2 separate regions of the Homo sapiens genome follow, and region 2 is linked to region 1. Evidence: chromatin loops called from intact Hi-C (ENCODE). Cell type or tissue: GM12878. All regions are shown on one strand. Each heading gives the region's core, and the rest is flanking DNA. Links, peaks and the distances in the headings are about the cores only. Region 1 overlaps TMEM154 (transmembrane protein 154). Region 2 has its middle 21 kb from the start of TMEM154.

What was found. Peaks named below come from ENCODE experiments on the same cell type or tissue, not always from the same donor. Only the 100,000 strongest peaks of a DNase experiment are listed, where the experiment ranks them.
Region 2: a loop joins it to region 1, with 4 times the contacts of the local background. A loop is called at or near these places in 8 of 110 quality-filtered maps.

The regions. Positions count from the first base shown.
Region 1 is chr4:152,637,560-152,653,335 of GRCh38, forward strand. It overlaps TMEM154 (transmembrane protein 154), which reads right to left. Exons shown (of 7, transcript NM_152680.3): 2 at 15,108-15,368; 3 at 14,979-15,017; 4 at 6,856-6,883; 5 at 5,529-5,614; 6 at 3,369-3,426. Among named protein-coding and RNA genes, the nearest start is that of TMEM154, 35 kb to the right of the region's middle. RefSeq lists enhancers at 5,655-5,724, 6,870-6,929. In GM12878, for the core only: no CTCF peak of the experiment used is centred there; a DNase peak (open chromatin) is centred at 6,112; H3K4me3 peaks cover 1,363 bases; H3K27ac peaks cover 2,391 bases.
Region 2 is chr4:152,692,971-152,708,746 of GRCh38, forward strand. No RefSeq gene overlaps it. Among named protein-coding and RNA genes, the nearest start is that of TMEM154, 21 kb to the left of the region's middle. RefSeq lists enhancers at 3,964-4,193, 4,224-4,273, 7,745-8,256, 14,157-14,658. In GM12878, for the core only: a CTCF peak has its summit at 5,567; a DNase peak (open chromatin) is centred at 5,000; H3K27ac peaks cover 862 bases.

The sequences.
Region 1 (15,776 bases), core at 5,102-7,601:
AAGATAAAAATAAAACCTAGCTAGGTGGTTTCATTCTCTTATATCATCCTGTGAAACTAGAAGGACAGATGTTCTTATTTCCATTTTTCAAGATGAAGAAATTAAAACTCAGAGAGCTAAAGTGACTTGTTTTAGTCTAAAGAACAAACAAGCATTCAAATTAGGTCTTAAAATGAGTCTTCTAAGTCCAATGACCCACAAATGCACTTTCCACCTGTATCTATAACAATTCACAAGCTTTTAGAGAAAAAAGAAATCTTATTTTTGTCCCAGGGTAGATACTCAAAGTAAACATTTTATGGATTATCAATTTAATTAAAACATTAGGATAGGAAAAAGAAATGTACATAAAATTATGACAGAAAAGAAAGATTATCCAAATTATAAGGTGTTACTATCCTTTTAAAAACTTCAGACTGGGCGAGGCACAGTGGCTCACTCCTGTCATCCCAACACTTTGGGAGGCCAAGGCAGCAGAAGGATTGCTTGAGCCCAAAAGTTTGAAAGCAGCCTGAGCAACATAAGGAGACCCTGTCACCACAATAAAGTAAAATAAAATTAGCCAGGCATGGTGGACAAACCTGTGGTCCCAACTACTCTGGAGGCTAAGTTGGGAGAATCATTTAGGCCCAGGAGGTTGAGGCTACAGTGAGCTGGGATCACACCACTGCACTCCAGCCTAGACAACAGAATGAGAGTCTGTCTCTACACAAAACAACAAAACACCAAAAAACTCCAGAGTGATAAGTGGACTATTCTGAAATCACCAACATTAATGGGCCTATGCCAGTAATTAAGGAGAACTGAAAGTCTCATAGTAGATCAAACAAATTCCTGATTTCCCAGGATTGGTAGGTCCAGAAAGAAACCACCAGGGAACACAGGGACAAAAATAATGCTTCGCCCACCAGTATTGATGTGTCTGGGTCTTAGGATACAGGCTTAGGATAAAGGAAGTGAATTTTTTTTTAATCCAGTGAGCTGGGTCTTAGTATAAAGGCAGTGAGTTTCTGTACATCAGTCCTAACTTCCTAATAATTATACTAGCAATAACCAGTGCTTATTGAGAACTTACTTTGTTCTGGGCTTTGTTCTAAATCCAATGTACTTTTCTTAGATTTTTTAATGAATAAAAAATTAACTTTGCAATATCATAATAACCTTTGAAGTAATCAGAAAGTGCCTAGTGGTACAAAGATCTGGGACTTGCCATTCTTGGTTCTCGAATGCTGGTGCTGGCATTACGAGAGGGCATAAAGTGAAGGCCTGACAGCCATCCTGTGAATGCCACACAGCTCTGGACCCACAGTGGAATGTAGACCTTCCCTTTTAAAACAATCATTTAACTATGTGAAGGCTCTAGCTCATTTTCTCATTATTTCAAAAATCTGACTTTTTTTTTTTGAAACAGAATTTCTTTCACTCTTGTTGCCTAGGCTGGAGTGCAATGGTGTGATCAGTGCTCACTGCAATCTCCGCCTTCCCAGTTGAAGGGATTCTCCTGCTTCAGCCTCCCAAGTAGCTGGGATTACAGGTGCCCGCCACAACGCCTGGCTAATTTTTGTATTTTTAGTAGAGATGGAGTTTTACCATGTGGGCCAGGCTGGTCTCGAACTCCTGGCCTCAGGTGATCTGCCTGCCTCAGCCTCCCAAAGTGTTGGAATTACAGGCATGAGCCACATTGCCTGGCCAAAAATCTGATTTTTAAGAAGATTTCACTGCCATACAATTCTGTAATGTTAAGCTTCTTCCATGTTGCCAACAATTTCAAAGAGCAAAAGGCAGGAATGTAAAAACCACTGAGGGTAGTTTTTAGCATCATTGAGGTTGCTCATCAGTGATAGAGTAATAAGATACTTAAGATATTTATGGAGTTTTAGTAGTGATCTGAGCCCTATACCAGACATATATAGTTACATATTTCCAGGTAAGATCAAAACATGGGGAAAATATTCCTTTGTAATATTCCCCCTGGCATTGTTGTTTTCTTCCACCTGCTTGTTAATCAATCTCTCTCTCTCTCTCTCTCCCCCTCTCTCTCCCTCTCTCTCTCCCCATTTCTTTTAGAGACAGGGTCTTGCTCTTGCTTGTTGCCCAGGCTGGAATGCAGTGGTACAATCATAGCTCACTACAATCCTGAAATCCTGGGCTCAAGCAATCCTCTCACATCAGCCTCTCAAGTAACTAGGACTACAGGCAAGCGCCACCAAGCATGACCTGGAATCTCTTTTAAATAGGATAGAATCCTTCCTGAACTGGCAATAATCTTAACATGAAAATGCCTAGGGTGGTGATATTGACCTAAATCTACAATAGGTATAGACTTTGGCATCAGAGCTGAGGTTTGTCTGAGTAAGACTGTGGTGGTGTGATGTGAGGAGAGATTTGGGATGGTGAATTCTTAAGTGAGGTTTAGGGGGGAGACGCAGGAAAAGGGTCCGAAGATAAACATCTGACTGCCCCCAACCATTGCCTAATAATCAGTATTCCCTCGCGATGCTCAGGCTTCAGGGGTTGCCTGGTGACAAGTGACTGACTGGCACCAGACTTCTGGTGAACATGGAGGGAGAGGATTTATCCTGCCTGAAGGTTTATTCCATTTATTCCAACAGAAGTGTGATATCTCAGGCATAGGCTCAAGTTTTCTTCTCTCCGGGTGTCCATGAGTGTTTGCTGCCAACAACTCAGTACCTCCAAGGTCACAGCAGAGCTCTGCAGAGCCAGTCCCCAACCTTCTGAACCATCCAACCTTTTTCCTTAGAACACTTCCCATGTCCTGACAAAACAGTTCTCTAATCAAAACACCCCAAATGTGGTCATTTCTATCCTCACAAAAGATAATATAATTTAAAATGAGATTGTGGAATGCTAAACTATACACCCAAACCCCAAAGCACTAAAATTTTTCTATCAACCAGAGCCACCTAGTGGTAAAATGGAACATTTTTTAAAAATTCCCATTTATTTTCTCACTCTAGTTTACAGTTACCCACTTTAAGACTGTCGCCTCCATCTGTTTTCCTTACCAAACATCTATTTATCCAAGGTAAACAAACCTACAGTTTGTCATAATTGGAAAGCTTTATGACTAAAACAGAAGCTGAAGCAACAGTGTCTCTTTAGAAGGGCAAGAAAATGTCAATACTCATTTATTTCTAAAGATAAAGAGTCCTAGGATATTTACTTTGTGGCCTTCTATTTTCTGTAACACACTTCCTCTTCTCCACACTATGCACATATCCAGCCGCGTAAATGATCTCATACGAATTATAGGCACGGAGGAGGTAAGCAAAAAGTGTTCCACCCTGGTTCCCAATCCCCCCGCCCCCCGCCATATACATGTAATCTGTGGTAGAAATGAGAAGTACCTTGGGTTGTGATTTGATTCCTTCTCTTCCTTCAAGGTAGGTAAACATTCAAAGTCGGCTAGGACAGAATAAAAGCAAACTCATTGTTAGTTACTGAAATCGTATTTTCTATCCACAAACCTGATACAGTTAAATACCATAGTTCTCTGATCTGCGTGGTTACTTGCACAAAAATGGCCTCACCAAGGAGTGATAGTGATGAAAAGATTAATGATGTCAAGGCTCTTGAAATGGAAAAAGCACTAATAACACAGATGCAAAACTTCAACATGCCTCTGACACTGGAAAGGACACAATTCATCACTGCTTGGTTATTCTGTCCCTGCAGCACCCCAGTGCTCCAAAAGCTAGAATCTGCATGTCTCAGGATAGACAGTGGAATAAGATGGCTTCGCCTGAGGTTCCAACGTGTCTGCAGAATGATTTCCATCAGATTGCACGGTAGGAAAGAATTGGGTAAAGTGGGAAAACAGCTGATCTTCCTATGGTCATGAGTTCTTTTCTATTACACCACTCGTTATTTTTAAGGGCAAAAAAATTCTTTGATTCTATCACCTATGTGTCAAAATAACTCAGCTTTAGTTGTCAAATAGAAATGCCTTTTCCAGTTTTCTGGTTTTAGTGAGTATGACAGAATCATGATTTTATATTTCACAAAATCTCTGGCACAAAACGTAATACAACAACATAGCAAGAAGAGATTGCCTTTCTGTGGTGAATTTTTTTCTTCTACCTTTTTTTTTTTTTTTTTTGCATTTTCCAAATTCTACTATGTATGCATATTACTTTTAGCAACTGAAAAACAACAAAACGAGACTCCTGAAGGACTATCTCAATGACCCGCCCCATCCTCAAATAGAATGGCTTTACAGAGTCCTTCTTTCCTCAATATGAAAAACTGTTAGAAATTGTACAAGTTAGCTGAGTGGCTCTTTTTTGAAATCACACCTTGATAAGCCTCTGGTAGCAATAATTCTTTTTTTTTTTTTTTTTTTTTTTTTTTTTTTTTTGTTGAGATGGAGTCTCGCTCTGTCACCCAGGCTGGAGTGCAGTGGCACAATCTCGGCTCACTGCAACCTCCGCCTCCTGGGTTCAAGCTATTCTCCTGCCTCAGCCTCCCTAGTAGCTGGGAGTACAGACATGTGCCACACCCAGCTAATTTTGTATTTTCAGTAGAGATGGTGTTTCACCATGTTGGCCAGGCTGGTTTCGAACTCCTGACCTCAGGTTATCCACCCGCCTCGGCCTCCAAAAGTGCTGGGATTATAGGCGTGAGCCACCGTGCCTGGCCTGGTAGTAATAGTTCTTATAACCAGTCTCTGAATTTTCTAACTCTACTGTAGAGTGTTGAATTTGACAGACCCTAGGGTATTTTTTTAAGATAAATGGTAAAAAATACAAATGACATGATAATGCTGGGTTTTATTCATTTAATCTAAGTAGTAAAAATAATTAATTTTTAAAGGGAATTTGAAAAAGAAAAAGCAGCTGTCATCATTTTAAAGTCCCATTATTGATTTACTAAAAAGTAAGGAACATATACTTCCATTACTGCCAGATATCAATTGGAAATTGTTATATGGGGTATGTATATCACCATCTACATGAGCAATGTCCAATAGAGCATTCTAAAGTGATAGAAATATTCTACATTACACTGTCCACTTAGTAGCCATTGGCTACTAAACACTCAATATTTTTTAATTTTAATTTTAATTAATTTAAATTTAAATAGCCACATTTGGTGATTATCTATTACGTTGAACAGCACAGATCTATGGATACTACATTTGATAAAGTTTTATATCCATAGTCAGTTTAAAATTGTAGATCTTTAAATTCTGTAATGTATAAGGTAATGCCAGATGCTAACTTTTTCCAGATCATTTGGCCTCAGAGATTTCCTTTCTTGAATAAAATACCATTTTCTGCTTCAAAAAGACCATTTCAACAACTTGTACAGAAATAAAAACAAGTGGCAACAATTAAGCTGAATATTTAAGTATTGTCAGACCAGGTTTATTATCTGCATGTACCAGATCTAATGTGGGATTGGGTTCTTCTGTCTCACTCCAGGATTTATTGAGATATTTATAAAGCTGTTGCAGCCTTCTGTTACTAGAGAGGAAAGAAAAAAAACAACTTTAGGTTACCACATACCATTTCTATTCATGCTGTTCATCCATTTATCAAGCTCTTCCATTTCAATTTCCATAACAGAGGGTGTATCTTCCTCAAAAATAGGGCTAGAAATAGAGAGCAAAAGACTTGTTAGAAAGAAATGTGAAAGATGCCTAATTTCATTTGGAAAGAGACTAGAATGCTGATCCTGAGGAAGATGAACTTGATTCAGTGCCTTATGCTCTAGGGAAGCCTGGGGGCTTGCCCTATTCCAAACTACCAAACTTTAATAGGAAGAAAGGCTACCACACAAACAAACATACATTTATCACAGGTCCAAAAGTGGGGTGCCCACAGGCCCAACAAGTGGACAAAAAAGGGAACCCAGGAGGCTGACTGCTCCCCTGAAGGTGCAAAGTCAAGTCTGCAAGGCTCCCAGGGTGAGGCCCTTCCGGGGAGTTGCCATATGAAGCATTTTAGCCTTGCTTAATTTCACTTCCTGTTCCTTGGGGTTTTTTGATCAGTGCCCCAGGTCAAGAGGCCACTGTCAACAGGCTACAGTTATCACCTGTCCCTTCAATTCCCAGGCCTTTCTCTCTTGGAGAAATGGAGCAGTTGCTTTCAGAAATTCACCGCCCTCACTTGCAGAAGCTCAAAGTGCACAGTCAGGGGACAGAGTCCGTGGTTAGTGGAGATGGGGTTGGGGAAGGATGGACCACCAGCTCTGAAAGCAGCGTAGGCGGTACACTGCGTAGAGGAAGCGATAAAGTTTCTAAACCAGGAGGCTGCTTGGAAGATGGGGAGGATATGGCATCACCCCAGAACATGCTTCTGAGTGGAGGCTTGTTTTTCTCTCTCCCACCCCTCCTTCCCTCCCTCCTCTCCCTTCCTCCTGCTCCTCCCACTCTTCCCTTCTCCTCCTCTCTCTCTCCCATCCCTGGGGGTTCTTGCTGTGTGAACTTCTGCTTCGACCAGGGCTCCCTGCTAAATACCAGCTCAAGTATCTTTCCTGGTGATAAAATTTCTAATCAGAGTAAATGAACCAATGTCCTTGAAATACAGCTAGGGATAGAATATTTAACTGCTATGCACTTGAAATTGGTAGCAGTCAGGATTCTTTTCTGAATGTAGGACAATGAAATAAAACAGATGCCAAGCTGTCTTTGCCCAGATCACACTCACACGCTGGATAGGGTTTGGGGATGCCAGCACATCCTCCCTCAGGCTGCCAAGGATCTCCAACCCCGCCTGGGAAGCAGGAGAGTCCCGCAAGATGTCAGAACAAAAACACCTGAAAAGGCAGCTGTCCACCTTAACAGTTGCTGTTCACACCCCAGGTGGATCAGAAGCAGCAGGGAAAACTTACACTTTCACGTTTTCACTTCCCAGTTCATCTAAAAGGAAATGAACATAAAGGTCATGTTAGCTTTGTTCTTCTGTAACAACTTTTAATTTCAACAACAGCTGAAGTCTCCTTTACAAAGAGAGCAAAATGACATTAAGTAACATTTTTAAAGGAGCGATCATTAACTTAGAGTCAAAGAAGTGTGGATTGCCATATTAAAACGAGGTCCTAATCCGTGTGAAATCTGCTTTCTTTTAGATGTGGATGGTCTGCTGAGAACGCTCACTTCAGACCAGATGTTCATCCGTCTTTATTTTTTACATCCACAAGAAGAGGAAAACATTGGTAAGGAAAGGCAAGGGAGGGTGAAACAAGAGGGCTTGCTCCTTGGCCTCCTTCAGTAAAATGTCCCAGATCTAAAGGCTGCTGCTTCATCTCCTGTGATACACCATGCTGAACACTGTGACACTGTGCCTCACTCCTGGTGGAGGATGTGGGATCTTCCATCAAGGGCTCCCCTTGGAATTTTCCTTTTACCCCTGCTCTTGGCATGGCTGGATCCCTCACAACTTCAGGGTCCCAGCTTAAATACTCTTTCCTCGGGGAGGCCTTCCCCACCTACTCTATTTAAAGAAGGGCCCATCTTTCCTGTTGCTCCCCAGCTCAGCACCTTGCTTGCATCTTTCATAATATTGGCCACAATTTCTCATTGGTCAACCCGTCTGTTTGATTTTTTTTTTTCTGTCTGTCTCTCTCACTAGACAAAGTACAAAGGGGCAGGGATCGTGTCTGTCTTATTTATCGTGGTATCCCCTCAGCTCTGAGCCAGCTACCACAGTACCTTGTAAATGCCTAGTCAATATCAGTGGAATAAATGATTAGGTGTTAACCTCAATTGTCCAGCACTGGGGTTCAATTCATGTCCAATATTTCAGACTTAGCATAGTGAAACTTCCAACAAGCCTGTTTTTAGTTCCTGTTGGTTGAGGTGAGAGTCAGGTAACTGTTTACAAAATGGCTGTAATGCACATCAGACTCCAAATGAACAAGTGGTGAGAATTGGAGCCTGATGTCCCAGCTGAAGCCCTGTTTCATTTGGCAGGAGAACCAACACATCCAGAGAAATGAGGCAATGATGTTGAGTGGATAGCATAGGCCTGCTGCACCATTCATCATGTGAAACCTATTGAAAAGCAAACCACTTTGTAGGGGCCCACCAAATAGTCAGAGGTTTCTGATCCTTGGCACTTAAAGGCCTCCTATTGTCTGTCCTGGAGAAATGGAGGTCCTCAGTGAAGGAACACAACCAGCAGACACCTGGAACTGAGTTCCTGGCAGCAGTGAGCTGCTGTAATTTCCTGTGGGTTGGCAAGCTTGAATGGCATTGCTAATCCAGGAAAGCTGGGCACAGATGTAAGTTTCATGCCATCACCGCTTGCCTTCCAGGAGCTGCAGGCTATGTCCTCCTGCCCTCCAGTAGGCATCTAAAGCTTCCTGCAGATGCCTGACTCCTCAGAAACTTAGATGGGGGAAAGGAGAATACACACACACACACACACACACACACACACACACACACACACACAGACACCACAAACCCACACTTTCTATCTAAAATATAAAGGCTATTTCCTTAAGGAATTTTAATATAAATAAAGCTCCTACACAATTGAACATCCCTGCAGGTGACCCGTAAAGCTCCTCCTGTTTTGTCACTCCCTCCTCCTCCCTCTCCCTTTTCCCCTGCTGAATAAACCCCTGACTATTTTCCCAGACAGCAAGTGGCTGCATGGCCCCACCGTTGTGGGCATGGATATATCTTTATAATCCGGGTTCCCCACAGGCTTCAGGGTGAGCAAAAGCTAGCCTGCAAGCAGATGAAGGAAAACTTTTAAAAGCCATCACAAAAGTGCTCCAGATGCACCAAATGTGAAGCTCCTGTAATCAGTTTGAAAACAGAGCAAAAAGCTTTCTACGGCCTCATCTTCCCTGCTCCATGGCTATTACCTCTGCTCCAGCCACCATGGCAACAGAAAAACATCTGGGAGGGCACACAAAGAGCAGAGCATTAAACCAGGAGGAAGACCAATTACTTGTCCTCAGCAATCAGGCCCTGCCCGCTCCACTCCACCTGGCCTATATATATTTATGAATAGCCACCTATTCCCTTTGCAACCAGGAGGCAAATGCAGCTCTTACAAAGCTCCATCTCAAACCCCTATTCCATTTTCCCTCCAACAATCCTTCCATTTCATCTCCTCCAACCCACTTTGTCCTCCTCCTTCAGTTCCTACTTCCCCCCCACTTAGCCTGACAGTACTCTCCTCTCAGATCCTCTCCTCTGTGCATTCGATAGTGGGGTTGTCTGGTGGAGGCTAGGGGAGGGCAGGAGCTACAGGAGCCTCTGGCTTCCTTTTCTTGTTTCCACGCTGAGCAGTGAGCAAGAGAAAGAGTCTCTTTCCAGAAGATTTACTGAGTAAGCCAGGCATCATGTAGCCACAGCCTGTTTAAAGGGGTAGTTTATCGCCCGCTGTTTTCCCTGCAGCTCTTTCAGAGAGACCTCACACATCAAGACACTGCAAATTTCATACCAGGAGGTCTAGGAAGAATGAGAGCAGAACATCACGTTACTACATCATGTTTCCCTTTCCCTGAACATGAAATGGACAAGCCCAAAGGAAAAAGTAATTTCCAATCAGATGAAGTGTTCTAAAAGTTTTGGCCAAGTCCTCTCCCATTGTCAAATTTAAAGACTTATTTCCTAGTATAGTATAACAGACCAGGCTCTACCCAAGTGCAGTAAGAAACAGTATGTCTGCTTCTAACTTCCCAGGGGACATAGTGTGCAGGTGTCCATGCTCTCCTATAAAGCATTTCTGTGGGAGCTTTCCAAGCAAAACGCTGGTATGACCTTCCATGATAGTTGTATTTTACCTGAAAAAAAATCAAATTTTGCTCATGTAAATATTCTGCTTTTATTAACTTTTAGCATTCAGTTTTTCTGAAAAGTTGTCCATCTGTTAAGCAGTTAGTGATCACGTCTGTGTTAAAGCATTGGCTGATAAGAGAAAAAAATTCAAATAAAACTCTCCATCAAAAACTTTTGTGATAAGCCAATTGTTTTGAAATGCTAAGTTTTCTCTGTTGTTTTTTTTAAAGTTAGGCATATTTAAGGTAAAAATAATGTACCAATTTTTAGTAAGGATAATGTACAAATTTGACTTTCCCTCTGAGCGTAGATGTTCTTTAATAAACATTCTAATGTTCTTTAATTAAGTCACTTATTCAACAAACATATACAAGCAGCTAGTGTGTGTTGGGCTAGGCGTTGAGTTAGGTAAAGGGATGATAATAAGCTAGCACTTAGCACTTATGCCAGGTACTGATTTTTTCTAAGTGATTTGCCTATATAAACCATTTAATTCTCACAACTCTATGAGGTGGGTATTGAATTTGCCCATTTTACAGATGAAGAAACTTAATCAGAGAGTCACGGTGCCAGGAAGTGCAAGCCAACCAAGCAGTGTGTGTGGTTTGAGTCTGGACTCTCAACCTCAATGCCACACTGTCACACAAGACAAATAAGACTAGCTCTTGGTTCTCCTGGACCTTAACGACCACATCACCCAGAAAGAAAAGAAGAAAAAAGAGAAGGAAGGAAGGAAGGGAAACAAGTCACCAACTTATGACAATGTGAATACTGTGAACAAAGAGTGTGAACAAAGTATTCTGAGAGCACAGAAGAGATGGTAATTAATTTTTCCTAGGGGAGGATTATTCAAGGCTTCCTAAAAACTGGGCCCTAGCAGGGGGGCGTGGTGGCTCACACCTGTAATCCCAGTGCTTTGGGAGGCTGAGGTGGGAGGATCACTTGAGCCTAGGAGTTTGAGACTTGCCTGAGCAACATAGCAAGACTCCATCTCTACAAAACGTTTTTTAAAAATGTCAAAAACTACTCAGGCATGGTGGCACAGGCCTGTGGTACCAGCTACTCTGTAGGCTGAGGTGGGAGGATCACTTGAGCCCAGGAGTTTGAGGCTGCAGTGAGCTATGATTGTGCCACCGCATTCCAGCCGGGGTAACAGAGCAAGGCCCTGTCTCTTAAACAAAACAAAAACAGACCTGGGCCCTGGAAAAAGGGATGGCAGTTTGCCAAGCAGACAGGAAGAAAATTCCAGACAGAAGAAATGGTATCAACCAGGCATGGAGGCATCCTGAAAGTCAAGTCAAGTTCTGGGAATAGCAAATACTTCAAGTGTTGTTAGAGTGGAGGATGCATGGACCATGTCTGAGGTTGAGGCTGGCTCTCGCTTGTAAATGGCTTTTGAACCTTGAGACTTTCACAATGAAATTCAATGAAAAATCAATTTCTGGATTTGGAGCCTAAGAGCCTCACCATGTGAGTGGATACCTCCAACATCCCCCCACCCCTTGAGTCCATTAGGTAAAACCAGTCATGGTTTGGGGAAGGAAATTATGACTTTTCCTGAATTTTAAAAAATTTAAAAAGCTCTGTTTGCTTTTTTTTCTTAAGCTTAGAAAGAAGCCTCCATATGACCATGTTATTAGGAAGTCCTGAAATTTCAAGCAGTGGAGAAACATGTATTTCCCACTTCTTTGGAATCTATTATATGGGCCTCTGCCATGAAAGGAAATACTCTTCGGGGCTTCTTCCCCAGCTCACATTTGCCTCATCTGCTGACTGTGAAAGATTCCTCTGGCACAGAGACAGTGAGGTGGGCATGTGGGACAAGGGCATGGCCCCAAAGCCAGAGGTGCCCTGTCATGGGTGTGAGGGACATAAAGTGAGTTTTGTATACATGTATGACTATGTATTGTATTAGAGACGTTCCTATCCTTTGAGTAACTTTTTGGAAAGACTATAAAGGCTTTAACTTAAAAATCGAATCCGAGCGAGTTTTACTGGCACAAGCCAAAAGTACCCAAGTCTGCTTTAGACCTAGAACTACCCTGACTCCTAGCACGTGATGCTCCTTGAATCACAACTGAATACTCTCAAAGTGGGTCTCTGACTGAGGGAATTTTCTATAATTGGTTTTCGGATTGATGTTAGTAATCTTTAGACAGTTGAAGAATTTGATTATAAAAGTTAGCATAGCTTCAATGGGAATAAGAACAATGCTTCCTCCAGGACTTTTCAAGATCAAATTGGGATGTGGGGTGGGGGAGAAAATAAAATCTGTAACAGAAATATAGATGAAAGAATGCTCTTCTGGTGGTGATGACCCCAAGGCCTCTAGCCTTCCCATCCCTAACCCTAATCTGACTCACTCCTTGATCAGCCTTTCTCTTTCCCCAGTGATGGGAAATGTTATACTGGCTTATTGGCTAAAATTATACAGGATCCTCATCTGGATTAGGGTCAAAGATGGCAGCAGTAGAAAAGCATCCCCCAGAAATATGCAGGTTCAGGTCCAGACCACTGCAATAAAGTGAGTATTGCAATAAAGCAAGTCACATTAATTTTTTAGTTTCCAAATGCATAAAAAGTTATGTTTTTCCTACAATGTAACCTATTAAGTGTGCAACATTGTGTCTACAGAGACAATGTATATACCTTAATTTAAAATACTTCATTGCTAGAAAATGCTAACGATCATCTGAGCCTTCCGCAAGTTGTAATTATTTTTCTGGCGGAGGGTCTTGCCTTGATGTTGATGGTTGCTGACTGATCAGGGTGGTGGTTGCTGATGGTTGGGAAGGCTGTGGCAATGTCTTAAAGTAAGATCACAATGAAATGTGTCACATTGATTGACTCTCTTTCACAAAGATTTCTCTGTAGCATACAATGCTTTGTTTGATAGCATTTTATCTGCAATAGAATTCTTTCACAATTGGAGACGATTCTCACAAAACCTGCCGCTGCTCTACCAACTATGTTTATGGAATATTCTAAATCCTCTGTTGTCATTTCAACAATGTTCATGGCATCTTCACTAGGAGTAGATTCCATCTCAAAAAAAAAAACAAAACTCTTTGTTCATTCAGAAGAAGCAATTTCTCAGCCACTTAACGTTTTATCATGAGATTGCAGCAATTCCATGGCATCTTCAGGCTTCACTTCTTATCCTAGTTCTCTTGTTCTTTCTACCACATCTGCAGTGACCCCTCCACTCAAGTCTTGAACCCCTCAAAGTCATTCATGGGTCTTGGAATCAACGTCTTCCAAAATACTGTTGATGTTGATATTTTGATCTCCTCCTATGAATCGGAAATGTTCTTAATGGCATCTAGAATGGTGAATTCTTCCCAGAAGATTCCTTCCCAGATTTATCAGAGGACTCACCATCTATGGCAGCTATGGCCTTACAAAATGTATGTCTTAAACAATAAGACTTGAAATTCAAAATGACTCCTTAATCCATGGGCTGCAGAATGGATATTGTATCAGCAGGCATGAAAACGTTAGTCTCCTTGTACATCTCCACCAGGCCTCTTGGGTGACCAGGTGCATTGTCAATGAGCAGTAATATTTTTAGTGGAATCTTGTATTTTGAGCAGTAGACCTTAACAGTGGACTTAAATTATTCAGTAAACCATGCTATAAACAAATGTGCTAACATCCAGGCTTGGTTGTTCCACTTACAGAGCACAGGCAGAGTAGATTTAGCATAATTCTTAAGAGCTGTCAGATTTTCAGAATGGTAAACAAGAATTGACTTTAAGTCACCAACTACATTAGCTTCTAACAGGAGAGTCAGCATATCTTTTGAAGCTTTGAAGCCAGGCAGTGATTTCTCCTCTCTAGCTATTAATAGTCCTAGATGGCATTTTTTTTTTTTTTTTAAGTAGGGACAGGGTTTCACCATGTTAGCCAGGCTGGTCTCAAACTCCTGACCTCAAATGATCTGCCTCAGCTTCCCATAGTGCTGAGATTACAGGCGTGAGCCACCATGCCCAGTCAGATGGCATCTTCTTCCAACAGAGGACTGTTTCATCTACATGGAAAATCTATGGTTGAGTGTAGCCACCTTCATCAACGATTTGAACTAGGTCTTCTAGATAACTTGCTGCAGCTCCTACATCAGTCCTTGCTGCTTCATCTTGCACTGTTATGTTATAGAAATGGCTTTTTCCCTTAAACCTCATGAAACACCCTCTGCTAGCTTCCAATTTTTCTTCTGCAGCTTCCTCACCTCTCTCAGCCTTTGTAGAATTAAGGAGAATTAAGGCCTTGCTCTGGATTAGGCTTAGGCTTAAGAGAATGCTGTGACTGGTTTGATCTTCTACCCAGACCACTGAAACTTTCTCTATATCAACAATAATACTGCTTTGCTTTCCTATCATTGTATGTTCACTGAGTAGCACTTTTAGTTTCCTTCAAGAACTTTTTCTTTGCATTTACAACTTGGCTAAATGTTTGGCACAAGAGGCCTGGTTTTCAGCCTATCTCAGCTTTCAACTTGCCTTCCTCACAAGGCTTAATCATTTCTAGCTTTTCACTTAAAATGAGAGATATGTGACTCTTCTTCCATTTGAACACTTACATGCCATTGTAGGGTTATGAATTGGCCTAATTTCAATATTGTTCTGTATCAGGGAATAGAGAGGCCTGAAGACAGGGAGAGAGACAGGGAATGGCTTGTTGGTGAAGCAGTCAGAACACACACAATGTTTATCAATTAAGTTCACTGTCTTCTGTGAGCATGGTTTCAGGCACTCCAAAACAATTACAACAGTAATATCAAAGATAACTGATCACAGATCACCATAACAGGCATAGTAGTATTGAAAACATTTGAAATATTGTGAGAATTATCAAAATGTAATGCAGAGACACAAAGTAAACATGTGCTGTTGAAAAAATGATACCAATAGACTGGTTTGAGGCAATGGTTGCCATAAAACTTCAATTTGTTAAAAAAAAAAAAAAAAGCAATACCTGTAAAGTGCAATAAAGCAAAGTGCAACCAAACAAGGCGTGCCTGTATTTTGAAATTCAATTAAACTTTTTTTTTTTTTAAAGAAAGGAATATGCATATATTCACTTCTGGAAAATTTCATTGAAATGTATTATTTATCACTTACTATTATATGTAGTCCTTGTTGCTTAATTTTAAAACATCTCTGCTCCTTCTCCAATCCCACCCCCACCTGTAGGCAGGTTTTAGGATAATACTCACATGTCTGTAAAGCACTCTGAGATCCTTGGCTAGAAGGTTCTGTATCAAAGCAAAGAATATTTTGTTTTATTGATTGTTCACTAACACATGAAGCAATTTTCTGGAAATGGAAATACACCAAATATTTACCTTGTTTAGTTCTTTTTCTTTTATAGTATGTTGCAAGGAATACCACGGATAAAAGTAAGAGGACCAATAAAATCAATGGGATTAACACCATCAGTATAAACTCTAACTGATTTTCATCCGGAGCAAAGTTGGTAGAATTTATATTTGCATTTAATGTTTCTTTGATGGTCACTGCAGCAAATGTGCTTGGAATAGTCACTTTATTTGGTCTTTCAGATTCCACAGTTGTATCTCCTGAGTTTTCTAATTCCTCATAATTACCTGTGGGAATAGATACAAAATTGAAATTTCCATGGAGACAAAGTTAGTATGTTATATTGTCAATGATTTTTAAATTATTCCTAGATACATTCTGTGATAAATTTGACCCACTATACTTGGCCTCCAAGCTAAGTGTGACACAGAACATTGATTTAACATAAATGAAGCTCAAGCTGGGAGTGTATTGAATATGGAATCAGAGCTCAGAGAAAAACCTTGCACAAAGGTAGGCAGTTTTGCATTGACCAGACATTTTAGATACGCTTAAGCAAAGTGGATTCGGAAGCTTCCTCATGTTAAGGGTGATTTTCCAAGCCAAGTAATGTGATATTACAGGACATCTCCTATAGGGTATGATAATATTTTAACAAAATGTCTGAATAAATTTAAATTCACATTTACTAAAAT
Region 2 (15,776 bases), core at 4,492-6,991, 55 kb after region 1:
CATGGTGGCACACCTGTAGTCCCAGCTGCTAGTGAGTCTGAGGCAGGAGGATTGCTTGAGCCCAGTATTTCAGGTCCAGCCTGGGCAACATAACGAGACTCCATCTCTTTAAAAAAAAAAAAAAGTCTGCAGATAAAGCAGTTCCAGGGCTTACTGGTCCAATGAATGCCTAAACACCATCATCAAGGACATGGGTTCCTTCTGTCTTTCTGCTCTGCCATCTTCAAAATTTTATTGACTTTTGGTCCTAAGGTTTGTTTCCTCATAGATGCCAGGTGACTATTTCTCTTCCAAGGATCAAACCCTTACACAACAGTGTCTGAAGTTTGGAAAAGATGATGTTTCTGAGTTATAAGAAAAACTCTCAGAGCCCACTAGCCGGCTTCCCTTCGCACTCCATCACCATTGTCACTGGCAACGGAAATGGAATTATCTAATTGGTTTAGCCTAATCAAGAATCACCCCTGAGACTGGAGAGGGGTGCGTGAAACACATGGTTACCCAATACCTCAACAAAATAGGGGTTTGGTTAACAGAAAGAGGGGGGCGGCACAAAATGATTCTTGAGTGGGCAACTAAGGGTGTCTGTCATATATGGTTTAAAAGGGCAAATTTAAAAACTACTGATGGGGGTTGGGGAGATGTTGGTCAAAGGATACAAAATTTCAGTTAGATAGACAATAAGTTCAAGAGAGCTATCATGAACTTATTTTAGAACAGGGTGAGAATAGTTAATAACAATGTATTGAATTCTCAAAAACTACTTCAAAAAGTGGGGGAAATGACTAGTAAAACAAAAATGGAGTAAAAATTAGAGTTAAAATTAGTATAAGAATCTAGATTAAAATACAGATTAAGAAAAAATTTAAATATCACATAGTTTAATGAAAAGAAGAAAAAAAGCTGAGGAAAATTGAGATCTAACTGAAATATTAAATCCAGAAAACTAAGATATCAAAAAGATGAAACGATAAAATAAATTAAGCCCAGCAGTTCTCAAAGGATGGTTCTTTGGCCAGAAGCACCAGCATAAACTGGGAACTTGCTAGAAATGCAAATACTGGGCTCCACCCCAGGGCTACTGAATCAGAAACCTTGCGGGTGGGGCCCAGCAATCTGTTTTAACAAGTCCTCCAGAACCAACAGGATCCCCAGGAGTTGATGTAGCTAACACTTCTGAATCCAAAGAAAAATAGACACTTTAAAACATTAAAAATTGTAAAATGAGGCCAGCGCGGTGGCTCATGCCTGTAATCCCAGCACTTTGAGAGGCCCAGGCGGGCAGATCACCTGAGGTCAGGAGTTCGAGACCAGCCTGGCCAACATGGTGAAACCCTGTCTCTGTTAAAAATACAAAAATTAGCCAGGTTGGTGGTACATGCCTGTAATCCCAGCTACTACTTGGCAGGCTGAGGCAGGAGAATCGCTTGAACCCAGGAGGCGGAGGTTGCAGTGAGCCGAGATTGTGCCACTGCACTCCAGCCTGAGCAACAGAGCGAGACTCTGTGTCAAAAAAAAAAAAATTGTAAAATGAAAAAAAATCAGTAGGCAAAAGGGCCAAATAAAAATCAGCATCTAGACCGATTCCAGGGTTAACATCTTTTTGCTGGGCAAACACGGTTCTCTGAGCCACTTTACCCCTTCCCACTCCCCTGGCCCCATGTCCTGACTGACCACCTAGTTGGTTGCCCTACCAAAGTTAAAATGAGCGGTTCTCATTCTGGCTACACTTTAGAATCACCTGGAGAATATTTAAATAATGTGGATAAACCAGCCCCTTCCTCAAACCAAGCAAGTCAGAACCTTGAGGGTGAGGACCTGGCCTCTGTATTTTTAGGAAATCTCTTAAGTGCTCCTATTGTACAGCCATGGTTTTGAACCATTGGCTTAGAGCTTCTAGGTTGAGAGGTGAGGGTTGAAGAGGCCTCTTGGCTCTTGATAGCTTCCTTGACCTCACACTTGCTGCCCATGTTCCTCAACAGCCTGGCTATAAGCTTTGGAGAAAACATAAAACAAGTATGCACGCAGCTCACATCTTTTCTCCAGCAGGTCTACGTATACCTGCCCTGCATACCAACATCTGACCCTCAAATTACTCCATCTGGATCCCAGATTGTGGGCTCTCAGTATGGAAAAGCATAGGCCAATGTTGAAATTCTTGACTGATGTCTCTTGTGCTTTCTAAACACTGATGGGGCTGGGCATGGTGGCTTATGATTATAATCCCAACACTTTGGGAGACTGAGTAGGGGGATCGCTTGAGCACAGGAGGTTGAGACTGCAGTGAGCCATGATCTCGCCACTGCACTCCAGCCTGGGTAACAGTGAGACTCTGTCTCTTAAAAATAAATAAATAAATAAATAAATAAACACTGATGGGAACATAATGTCCTCATTTCCAGCCTGGGCCAGTCCACCTCATAGGGAGCAACCCTAATTTTACATATGTATAAAATATTATACAGATGGTCCCCAACTTATAATGGTTCAACATATGATTTTTTTGACTTTACACTTGGTTTATTATTAGATGGATTTTCGGCTTATGATATTTTCAACTTATGATGGGCTTATTGGGACATATACCCATCATAAGTCAAGGAGCATCTCTACATACTATGTAATTATAATATTATACGTAAATTCTTTTACGCATAATTATATGTTATATGTAATTATTAGATATGTGTGTGTATATACACATATATACACATATGAAAAATGAAAATAATATATATTTTAGTGGCCTAGGAGGGGGCCTGAGCATTTTAGAAGGTTCTCAGGTGATTTTCCTGGGCAGCCAGCATTGAGAACCACTGATTTAGAGTGAAACATTCATAAACTCAGATCTCTGGATAAGAAAATATAACATATTTAAAATAGAAGAGAGAAATACAGGTAACAAAAGTTCCCAAATAATGTCAGTGGGAAGAAAGCCTGGACTTTGCTTACTCTCTCTTCACGCTCTCAAGAGGTGTGTCCACAAAGCACTCTCAATAGCTCCCGTAGCAACATTGATTCTTCCACTGGACCTTCATCTTTTCATGGTGGCCCAAAGGCTTTGCTCTCCCTCTCTCCCTGGTAGGGAGCTTGGTTCCATTGCTTCTTCATATTTGCCTTCTGACTCCCGCTAAGCCTCACCTGAACCAGCAGACACAAATATTGTTCCTGAGGTGTCTTCCTACCTCAAGGCTCAATTGAGCTGAACTTCCCTAGAAATGACAAAGCAAGATACAAGAGAGATGGGCCCTAACAGACCAGTGAGCAGCCATGGCGGTTTAACAGACAAAAAGAGGATGGAGGGGGCTGGGAGAGAGGGCGACCACCTGTCCTGGTTTGCCTAGTTCCAAGGGCTAAAACTGAGACAGTCCTGAACAGTCCTATGACCAAGCACAGCTTTGTGTCTTGCAGGAGACGACACTTTCATGTGGGTCTATGAGACCTCATTGAACACAAGCATTTTATATTTTATTTGTTTTGTGAGCATGCTAAGAGTTAATTTTCCAATTTTCTTTTTTCTTTTTTTTAATTAAACAATAGATGTGTCAACCATCGAAAAACTTAAATATTCAGAGAAGCAAGAAAAAAACAAATGAAATCACTTGTAATCTCACTTTCCAAGGAAAATTACTTTTAAGATACTGGTGTTTCTCCTTCCAATCTTTTTATGAGCATTTATTCTAAATATCTGTGCAAATATAAATATATTAAATTTACTTTCTATTTAGGAAATCAAAGAAGTTGGGAGAATAGAAAAGATCATTAGACACAAACAAAAGATGGTACACAAAGGGAAATGAAAATAAAACATGAATGACAAGAGAAGTTAGGGTAAAACTGATCCACACCAGTGCTTCTCCAGGAGCCATAGCCTTGATCTGAGGCATCAGGGCAGTGCTTTGTCCGTGGAGTGTGCTAGAACCATGAGGTCATCCTCTCTGATGGTGGTCACCCTCTCTGATGGTTCTATTACTTTTAATTGCAAAAACAGCAATTGCTTTTGCACCAGCCTAATAAGTATATGCTGGGCTCCAGAACTGAAGAGGACTGAACGTCATAGGAGGCTGTGGCTAAAGAAACTGGAAATGGTTCAGAGAAGAGAAACCAAGATGACTAATAAAGGGGAGCACAATGAAGCCTTTGAGCAGAGGTGAAAGAAAGCACAACTGTGCGGCCGGAAAGAAAGGAGGGCTGAGACAACGTAATACCATTCATGTAGATGAGGGGTGTGCACCTCTAAGGGGTGACTTGCTGTTCTCTATTTTCACTGAGGACTGAAAAAGGAGAACAAATAATAAACATTACTCTGTATGTCTAAGGGTTTTTTACTTTGCCAGAATTTTTTTTTTTCCCAGTGACTGATATCATCCTTACATTTTGAGATACTGACTGTCCTTGCACAGGGATTTAGGTTTGCATAGGAGAAACTACCACGGTGGCTGTTAAAGCATCCAGTGAGATTTTCCAAGGAGGGCACAGACTCTTCTTTCAATGATCAAAATAGAACCATTCTTCATCACATAGGGATGCTTTCTACATTGCCCTGCCTAAGAACCAAGAATAGTAAGTATACATTCCATTTCTAGAATACATTAATTGAATGTCTTTCTCCTTTCTAAACTCATTGGGCCTGTGAAACAATCATTTGAGGTCACGAGGAAGATATTATCTTCCCATTGTCCAGGTGAGAAAATGAAGGTTTAGAGGAAGGAAGTGACCTGCCCAAGGCCCCACAGTGAATGGTAAGCTAGAGTATATTCCAGATCTAGGGATTCTGGGTTTCCAGGACTCTTGCCACACTAGTCAATCTCTGAGATCAGAATCACCTGCAGGGCTTGTTGAAACACGGATTGCTGGATCCAGCCCCAGAGTTTCTGATTCTGTAGGTCTTGGGTGGGGCCTGAGAATTTGCATTTCCAACAAGCTCCAGGTAATGCTGCTGCTGTCTGGGAACCACACTCTGAGAATGACTGTGTTATACCACACCTGCCAGCCAACTAGAGCTGTGAAAGGAAAACACTTCAGTAAGACCTCAAACCCAGAGAATTTTCATTCAGACCTCAGACTCAGAGAAGTTTTATTTAACTTGAAAAATCATCTGCATGAAACTCACTAATTTCTGACCACCTTCCAAGCAACTGGCCCCTGTGTTATCAGAACACATTAGCACACAAGTCCACTCACAGTGCAGAGTCCAAGCCTCGCTTCCACACACTTTCCCAGAGCAATACAACCCAAAGAGGTAGAAGTGGAGCAGGGGAACTAAGAAATATTGAGCACTTATTCTATGACAGGCAGTGTTCAGAGTCTTGTATAACTCCTTATTTTATGTTTACAGTCACTCTGATAGAGAAACAATTATTCCCATTTTACAGAGGAAGAAATTGAGGCTCAAAAGGGTTACACAACTTTCCTAGGAAAACAACTAGAATATTCAGCTTCCAAACTATATATTTTTTTGACATCACAGATTCAACTATTTTAGATCCATTCCCTAACTTGTATTCTATCCACCCTAATTTTTAGCCCCTTAGCACATTTCTCTCCCCCATTCTTCAGGGTTAGTGAGCCTCCCGTCTTCAGCCTATGGGCATTGCACTTAATTTCTTTCTAATTCATAAAGCTCTTTTCTGAACTTTGGTGCCAGAATCATTTAGGACTTATTGGTTGTCTATTTAGCTTGATGCAAAGACCTAACCTAGAGGGAATTAGTTGGGTAAATTGTGGCACATCCTTATGCTGTTGTACATGGACATAAAAAATGGTTGTGATATATTTGAATTTTATTTTATTTTATTTTTACTTGTCTTTGTCAGGCAATATATTTGAATTTTAAAAAGCAAGTTACAATCATGCACAGTGTACTACTTTTTGTTAAAAAAAAAAAAAAACCACATGCATGCAAAAATGCACATTCACACATTGCAACCTACACAGCCTAGAAGAGTATACACCAAAATGTGAGCAATGATGAACTCAGAGTGGTGAAATTATGGGTGACTTTTACATTTTCTTTATTTTGTTTTTCTAAATGTTATGATTTTTCTTTTCTTTTTTTTCTGTCTCTTTATTAGAGACAGAGTTTCACCATGTTGCCCAGGCTGGTCTCAAACTCCTGAGCTCAGGCCATCCATCCACCTCAAACTTCCACACTGCTGGGATTACAGGTGTGAGCCACCATGACTGGACAAAATGTTATGATTTTTCTTGATAGATATGTGTAAGAAGCTTCTTCACCTGCCTTAAACTTCTTATCCTTCTCTCTTCACACTGAGTTCTTTACAAGCTCCTGGTGTTTATTCTCCTAATTAAATATTTAGTTCTATATTCTTCTCTATGCAAGAAAAGAAGAGTTCTTTGGGAGCAGGAAGGAAAAAAACATCCTCCCACCTATGTCCAATTCAAGGAGAAAACAAGCTGGCTACCAAAACTCCCCTGGGGCTCGTGTTTTCTATGCATGGTGAGAACACTATTCAAGGACGTCTAAGAACTGAGCATATATAATAATTATCTCTTTAGGGTTCTTAGGCTCTGCAGGGCATGCATAAGAGTGGAATACACCAACTCATAAATCTAAATGATTTATAACAACATTATATATACCACAATAAATACTTAAAGAAATAAATGAACAAAACTTAGACTTTGCAGTAGTGCTTTAAAAACATTCAAAAATTAATAGCTACAGTTCGAAGCCCTAGATAGAGTAGTAAATTCTCTATCCGTGTAAGTCTTCTAGAGACCCTGGTACAGTGAAGGCTCAAAGCTGTGCAGGTTGGAAGGAGGATTCTGCAGTGTTAAGCCAGGGCCCTTTGGAATGAGCCTCAGGTCCAGGCCTTTTCCAGTGGAGATCTTTCTCCAGCAGAACACAAACCATCAGGTGAATGACCTGGGTTGGGGTAAATTCATTCGGTCACACCCCATGCCTTGGGCCAAACCATGCACCCAGTTAAAGGGAATGGGTGGCTATTTCTGTATCCCCAAGAATAAAACCAACTGTGACCTCTAATGCTATTGGGGCTAGAAAGGGAAGAAATATGCCTTCTTTCATGTGAATTCATGTAAGGGATGAGGATGGGGAATCATTCACTGAGCAAAGATAATTATTTGCAACTAGAACATCCCTAAGCCTGCAAATAAATCTTCAGAATAAGACCATGAGAGTAAAAGCAATTTCTGGCCCAGGTCTCATGCCCTAAGCACTTCACCTAGACAATCCTCCTGAGAAAAACAAAAAAGTCACTCCTTCCCTAGGCCTGCTGGTTCTGGCCTGGAGGCTGGTTGCTTAAACCAATGATTGTTTTCTAGAGAGCTGTCAGGGAGAGCAAAAGTAATGAAATCATTTCATGTTCTTTATCTGGGAGAGTCAGCCTGTGGCATTCTCAGCACTTCTCTTGAGCTGTATCTATCACTGTCAGACTGTCTTGTGGGAGTGGGGCATGCAGATTAAAAATGACTTCACAGCCCCTCCCTCGCAGGTTAGGGAGCATGACATCTATTGGCAGCTGGGCATCTGATGGCTGAGAGCCAGGCACCACATTGCTACATTTCCACTGGGTCCTTGCTGAAAATATTTCTCCTGAATAATATCTTGGCCCTAATGTTGAACCAACTCCATCCCAGACTCACATCCTCTCTGAGATGATCTTTTGGTGATCTTCCACTCTCCACTGTAGCTTTTCTTCCTACCGCAAATTCAACACTGTAGCAGATTTCCCATGGTGTATTGTTATCGGGGGACCTGCCCCGATAATCACGTAGGTTCTTTTCTATTTTCCTAAGCGTCGACTGGCTTGAGAAATAAAAGGACAGAGTACAAAAGAGAGAAATTTTAAAGCTGGGCGTCCGTGGGAGACATCACACATTGGTAGGATCCGTGATGCCCCACAAGCCACAAAACCAGCAAGTTTTTATTAGGGATTTTCAAAAGGGGAGGGAGTGTGCGAATAGGTGTGGGTGACAGACATCAAGTACTTAAAAGGGTAATAGAATATCAAAAGGCAAGTGGAGGCAGGGCGAGATCACAGGACCACAGGACTGAAACGAAATTAAAATTGCTAATGAAGTTTTGGGCACCATTGTCATTGATAACATCTTATCAGGAGACAGGGTTTTGAGATCAACCGGTATGACGAAAATTTATTAGGCGGGAATTTCCTCTTCCTAATAAGCCTGGGAGCGGTATGGGAGACTGGAGTTTATTGCACCTCTGTAATCTCGACCATAAGAGACAGGTACGCCCCGGGGGGCCAGTTCAGAGACCTACCCCTAGGTGCGCATTCTCTTTCTCAGGGACGTTCCATGCTGAGAAAAGGAATTCAGAGATATTTCTCTCATTTACTTTTGAAAGAAGAGAAATATGGCTCTGTTCTGCCTGGCTCACCGGCAGTCAGAATTTAAGGTTATCTCTCTTATTCCCTGAACAATTGCTGTTATCCTGTTCTTTTTTCAGGGTGCCCACATTTCATATCGGTCAAACACACATGCTGTACAATTTGTGTACTTAACGCAATTATTACAAGGTCCTGAGACGATATACATCCTTCTCGGCTGACAGGATTAAGAGATTAAAGTAAAGACAGGCATAGGAAATCACAAGGGTATTGATTGGGGAAGTGATAAGTGTCCATGAAATCTTTACAATTTATGTTTAGAGATTGCAGTAAAGACAGGCATAAGAAATTACAAAAGTATTAATTTGGGGAACTAATAAATGTCCATAAAATCTTCACAATCCACGTTCTTCTGTCATGGCTTCAGCCGGTTCCTCCATTTGGGATCCCTGACTTCCTGCAACATATTGTAAATATGTTTAAGATTTTCTGTATATTGTGATGTTTTGACATCTTAACCTTTCTGGCTGGGGAGAGATTACCCCTCCAGGAGCTAGCCAATTCTTAGAGGTAGCAAAGGACCCAGAGGGGAACATGCCTTTGATAAGCAGACTAACCAGTCCAGAGCCATATCTCCTCTACCTGGCCCTCAGGAGGCAATATTCCATGATTTAATCATCCCCGGGCCTGGTATCAGGAACCTAGGACCACCACTACAGCTCGGAGCCCACCAAAATTATATCTAAACCAGCCAATACCACACTGTCCACCCTGCTCTGCCTCGACATTCCCTCAGAAACCCCAATCAAGCCACTGGCCTAATGTGTAAATACTTAATGGATGGCAAACTAGCACATGAAAAGATGTTCGACGTCATTTACCATTGGCAAAATGCAAGTTAAAACTACAACAAGGCCAGGCGCGGTGGCTAACGCCTGTAATCCCAGCACTTTGGGAGGCCCAGGCAGGTAGACCACCTGAGGTCAGGAGTTCGAGACCAGCCTGACCAACATGGAGAAACCCTGTCTCTACCAAAAGGTACAAAAAAATTAGCCAGACATGAAGGTGTGTGCCTTTAGTCCCAGCTACTTGAGAGGCTGAGGAAAGAGGATCACTCAACCCCGGAAGACAGAGGTTGCAGTGACCTGAGATCGAGCTACTACAGTCCAGCCTGGGTGACACAGCAAGACTCTGTCTCAAACAAACAAACAAACAAACAAAAAACACAACAGGATACCACCACACAGCTACTAGGATGGCTCTAATTCTGTCACCCAGGCTGGAGTGCAGTGGTGCAATCTCGGCTCGCTGCAACCTCTGCCTCCTGGGCTCAGGCTCAGGTGATTCTCTCACCTCAGCCTCCCAAATAGCTGGGACTATGTGCGTGCACCAACCACCACACCCATTTTTTTGTATTTTTTTAGAGATGGGGTTTTGACATATTGCCCAGGCTGGTCTCGAACTCCTGGACTCAAGTGATCTGCCTTCCTTGGCTTCCCAAAGTGCTGGGATTATAGGCATGAGCCATCACAACCATCCAAATGGCTTAAAAACTGGCTGAGCACAATGGCTCATACCAGTGAGGTCTCTTGAGTCAGAAGTTCAAGACCAGCCTGGGTAACATAGAGAGATCACTGACTCTACAAAATATTTTAAAATTAGCCACACATGGTGAGTGGCACAGGCCTGTAGTTCCAGCCTCTCAGGAGGCTGAGGCAGGAGGATTGCTTGAGCCTGGGAGGTGGAGACTACAGCGAGCCATGATTCTGCCACTGCACTCCAGCCTGGGCGACAGAACAAGACCTTGTCTCAAAAAAATATTTAAATAAATGAATAAATAAATAAAAACTAACTAACAATAAATGCTAAGTGCTGGTCAGGATGTTGTGAAGCAGTTGGAACTCTCTTCTACTGCTAATCGGATATAAAATGGTACAACCACTTTGGAAAACAGTTTGACAGTTTCTTTTTACAGTTAAACATGCACTTACCATGTGACCCAACAATCTCACTCCTAACTGAAATAAAATCCTTTGTTCACATAACAAACTTTGCATGAATGTTAATGGTGGCTTTATTTAAAATTTTCAAGGTCTGGAAACCCAAATGTCCTTCAACTGAAATGGATGAACAAACTATGGTACATCTGTACAATGAAATATTACTTAGTAATACAAAGGAATGAATTAGTGATTCATGCTGCAACATGGATAAACCTCAAAAACATGCTAAATGAAAGAAGCCAGACTCAAAAGTCTGCATACTATTTGATTACAGATTTATGGTTTAGTCTGCATCTTCTAGAGTTTTATTTATGCAAAAGCAAATATTTAGGGACAGAAAACAGACCAGTAGTTGCCAGGGACTGGGGGTAGGGGAGAGGGGTTGACTAGAGGAATCTGAGAAAATCCTGGGAGTAATGGAGTGGATCTATATCTTAATTTTACTGATGGTTACACTACGGTACACATTCATCAAAACTCACTGACCTATTCACTTAGGATGAATTTTGCCATATGGAAATTACACTTTAATCTTCAAAATATGAAGCCAGCATTGGCATTTGTCTTCGGTGTAAATTCCTGTGATGCCGTATCTATGTTCAGTCTTCTTCAGTGGGGCTTGTCCATGCTTCTCTCTCCCCTCTCAGAGTCACTGAAACAAATGCAGGTTTCCCACAGGCTTCCAGCCCTGGAGGAAATTGCTATGGCTGCTTAGTTAGCAGAAGTGACACTAGTAAAGAAAGCCAGCTTGGGATGCTGGCTAAATAGACAGGGAAGGGGCTCTGTCAGAGCTGCCCTTTATACACGGTAACATATCCTCAGTGATCACACAGAGAGTGGAAGTCACTGAGGTTGAGCATGGCCACCATAAGCCGTTTCTCACCTAGGCTCCAGGGTGAAAGGGATTGGAAGCAGCCCTGCCTACCAGGTGGTCAGCACCTGACAAGCTTAAGTAGGCCCCCAAATCCAGCTAACTCCATTCTTCCCTCATCCCAAAAAAGTACTGCATGTCATGGGGCCACTGTCCTTGTGAGCAATGCCGCACTCTTCAGCCAAACAGCCATCTGACTTTGACTTAGAAAAGGCAGAGCCAGGCATCACTCCAAATGGATAGACCCCAAATGTCCCTTGTTTCCATGATGGGCAAGGTCCATTTCAGAGCCAGTTTGGGAAGGTGGCTTCTCTCCATCACAGGAAGCATATGTTTCTGGAAGCCAGCCTTCCACTGGTTCTGGAAAGAATCCTTTGGACCAGAGATGAAGTGGGGCCTGGATTGCTCTGCCAGATGAGTTCCTGTCCGGTCAGCCATGCCCAGGGTGGAGCCCTACCAAGGCAGACCACTTCCCTACCGCGCGGAGGCCAATGGGGGCCAGGATGTGCACCTGACTTCCTGCTTCCACCTTGCCCCAGCTCTGGGCTTCCAGGCTTCTCTCCATTATTTTTCTCTTGTCGTTTGTTCCTAGATCTTGGCTACTCTGACCAGCAGCTTTCTCTCTCTCTCTGTCTATTAAATGGCATTATTAAGGTATAATTGACATGAAATAAGCTGAGCATTTAACTGTACAATTTGATAAATTTTGACATTCATATATACCCAGGTAACCATCACCACCAAATCAAGATAGAGAACACATCCATCACCCCCAAAAGTCTCCTTGTGCCCCCTCGGTCATCCCTCCCTCCTGCCCTTGCCTGTCCCCCATTCCCAAGAAGCACCAATCTGCTGCCTGTCACTAAGGATTAGTCTGCATTTTCTAGAGTTTTACATAAATACAATCACACAGTATGTGTTCTCTCTCTTTCTCCCTCTCTCTCTCTCTCTTTCTCTCTCTGGTCTGTCTGCTTTCACTTAGAAAAATTATCTTGAGATTTATCTATATTGCTGCATGTATCAATAATTTATTCTGTTTTCTTGCTGAGTAGTATTCCATCATATGGCTATGCCATAATTTCTTTACCTGTTCATCTGTTGGTGGATGTTTACATTGTTTCCAGGTTTGGGGAAGCCTTTCTCTTCAACCAGCTGGGCTGGCGGTCCTTCAGAAAACACCCAGCACTCCTTGCTGCCAAGGCTTCTTGCTCTGACCACTTCTGACTTGCTGCAGTGGGAGCAGGAGAGTCACTCCACAGAGTGCAGGAAGATTTGCGAGGAGAGGTGGTCGCATCTCCATACAACCCCTCCACTTCTCCCTGCTCCTCCCCACTACCTCTATTTCAACAGCCTCTCAGATCACAACTGCCCCTTGACTTGAGCCAGGAAGAGAAGGGACCAGATAGCAACTGGGAGGAATGGGACAGGTCAATAGTGACACCTTTCATTTCATGAGTATTTCCCACTGTTTGCCCTTTGAGGACAAAGCAAGTCCCTGTGGAGCGGTAGTTTGCTGACAACTTTTATAACACTGACTCTTAGAATATGTCTTTTAAGAGATTAATAAAGAATGTTTATGGCAGTGCTTCTTAACCTTTGATGTGGACACAAATCATTAGAGGGTCATGTAAAATGCAGATTCTGATTCAGTAGGCTGGGGATGGGACTTGAGACTGCATTTCCAGCAAGCTCGCAGATGACTGGATCCTGCTGTCTTCAGGCTGCATGCTTCAAGGGGTCATTCGCAGGTGTTTAGTTGTTTAATAATTGCTTTTTAACAAGTGTTTAATCACTATCTATAAAACTCTAATAAGTACAGGCTAATGCAAGTTGTCTTCTCTCCTGGAGATCCCCTGCAGCTATTCTGAATTAACCAGGGCCTCCTACTGAATACCCCAAGTGTTCCCTTGAAACTAGGATTGGTGTTAAAGCTAGGTGGTGTCAGATTTTAGCCTGCCAAGAACAGCTCCTCCTGTTGGCAAAATATCTACTGTTTCTCTTGTTTGCTGCCTTATACTGATCTTGGTTCCTGGGAAGTTTGGAACTTATACTGCAAAAATGGGTTATGGTGAAAACAGATGGACTACAAGGATGCAGGAAAAAATGAAAAAAATAGGTTATGGGATAACTTGAATAAGATCTTTTTTCTGTGGGGCCCAACTATCACAGACCCATCTAGGGTGGAAATGAGCTGGTACTGGTAGCTGTGGAAACCACAGATCTCTGGATGCAAAGTTGTGATAAAGTGATCCATTCAATCATGCAAATGAATGTTTATGTCCTGAAACATGCAAGGCACTGTGAATACAGTCCCTTCCCTCAAGGGAGAGCAAGACACAAACTGATATAGCACTCATTTATACCCAGAGGTACAAACTATACAGGAAAGCAGGTGGTGGTTACCTGAATGACAGCTGGGAGCTGGCTAGGACAAAAGCAAGGGAGATATTCCAAAAAGAAGGAATGACTGGAGTAAAGCCACAGGGTAGGAATGTCCAGTGTGTCTTTGGAGAAAGGAAGTTTCAGTCTTCATGTCAGGAGGAATGGAATTGGAGGATGTGAAGGGAGGCCAGAGGCCTGTCTTGACTCATTACCACCCGAATGAAATTTGGTAGCTAATTAGGGATACAGACATCAGAACCAAGATGGTGTTTTATGATTGATTTGGTGGCAATACGCTTTGATGGAACAGTGGAGTGAGTCAGGAGGTAAAGAGAACAGGTAGGAGGCCACTGTATCGATTGAGGTGTGCAAACCTCAGCCAGATAGGAGTTCCAGCGATAGAAAATGTAGGTTAGATGAAGGAACAGGGGAAGAAGACACCCCAGGACTGGGTAGCTGTATGGCAGGGGTGATGGAGAGAGGACAATGATCATGCTGCAATTTTGAGTCTTTCTGAGAGAATGGCAGTTCTGAACCATGAGTTTGGTTTTAGTTAAACTGAAACACTTATGTGAAAATGTCCAGCAGGCCAGCAGAGACATTAATCTGCAGCTTTAAAACCAAAGGGCTCAGCTGGACATGGTGGCTCACGCCTGTAATCCCAGCACTTTGGGATGCCAAGCGGGGTGGATCACCTGAGGTCAGGAGTTTGAGACCAGCCTTGGCAATATGGTGGAACCCCATCTCTACCAAAAATATGAAAGTTGGGCAGGCGTAGTGGCGGGTGCCTGTAATCCCAGCTACTTGGGAGGCTGAGGCAGGAGAATCACTTGAACCTGGGTGCAGAGGTTGCAGTGAGCTGAGATCACGCCATTGCACTCCAGTCTGGGCAACAAGAGCAAAGCTCTGTCTCAAAAAAAAAAAAAAAAAAAAAGCAAAGACCTCCTGGAGACAGACATTTAGGTTACCCACACTGAGTTATTTCATTTTTCCTACAAACAAGCAAGCAAAAACATGAGACTCTCTGGTAGTCTACACTGTGCTACTCACTGGGGCTACAAAAGTGAGAAAGATGGGTTTCCTCCCCTTGGAGTTGTCAGATCCATGGAGGAAACATGCCTCTCCTGCATTAACAGATTCCAGCACTGCAGTGGAAGGGGTTGCCGAGCGAGGTGGGGGAAACCCTTAGGTAGATGAGAGCACTGAGGAGGGAGGGCCCAGAGGGGGTAGATTCTTTCCTTGTAAGTTTACATCTTTCTATTGCTCACAATGTGCCAGGCACTGGTTTGAGCACTGCCAAGTGCAGACTTGTGACCACTGGAGTATACTGTCCCACTCAGTGAGGTCGGCAAGCAGTGGGAGAGAAATTACTCGGAGAAGGAAATAGAGAAAGGCCCCAGGGATAGGAAATCAAGTTACTGAGAAATCCCTGAGGTCAAAAAGGAAGTGATAACAGTGGTCATCGGTGTCAAACGCTAACAAAATGTCAAGAAGGATAAGAATGAATTGGAGATGGTTGATTTGGGAACTTGGTGAAGTCACGGTCATCTTTGGCAGCAATTTCAGTTAAGAAGCATCAGAGAAAGTCACAGAATGAGAGAGTTATGAGGAAGTGGAGAAACATGGAGTGTAGATATCTCTTTTTTTGAGAATTTTGGTAGTAAAAGGAAAAATGAGTGCCAGCAGTTCAAGGTGAGAGAAATTTAGGAATTTTGGGGGGTGGGATTATAAGAGAGTCTGAGGCATGTTAGTAACCAGAGGATGAAGGAAACATTGGAAATGTTCACAGATTGAGGAGAAAATGAAAGGAATAGCTTCCATGGAGAGTGTGTCAACTCTGCTTGGCTGCTCACCTGCTCTTCATACAGCACCACTTAGCCCTGGCTTGTGGTCACTGCCCTTGAGGGGTTGGCACTATAGCCTTCAGAACACTCTGGTTGGACCCTAGTCCTCCTGGAGCCACCAGGCCCTAATCAGTGGTTTCTCCTTTGTGCTGCATTTCCCTGGGAGTGAATTAGTGGTCTAAAGCCCAGTTTTCTCGGTGAATGTCTGTGTTCTGGCTTGTAAACAAACTGTTGACCAGATCTAGAGATTTCAGGAAACTGGTTTTCCTAGTCCTGAACACTAGAATGCTCCAATGACAGCTCCTCCAAGTACTGAGCATTTGTCAACCCAGATTTCTACTGA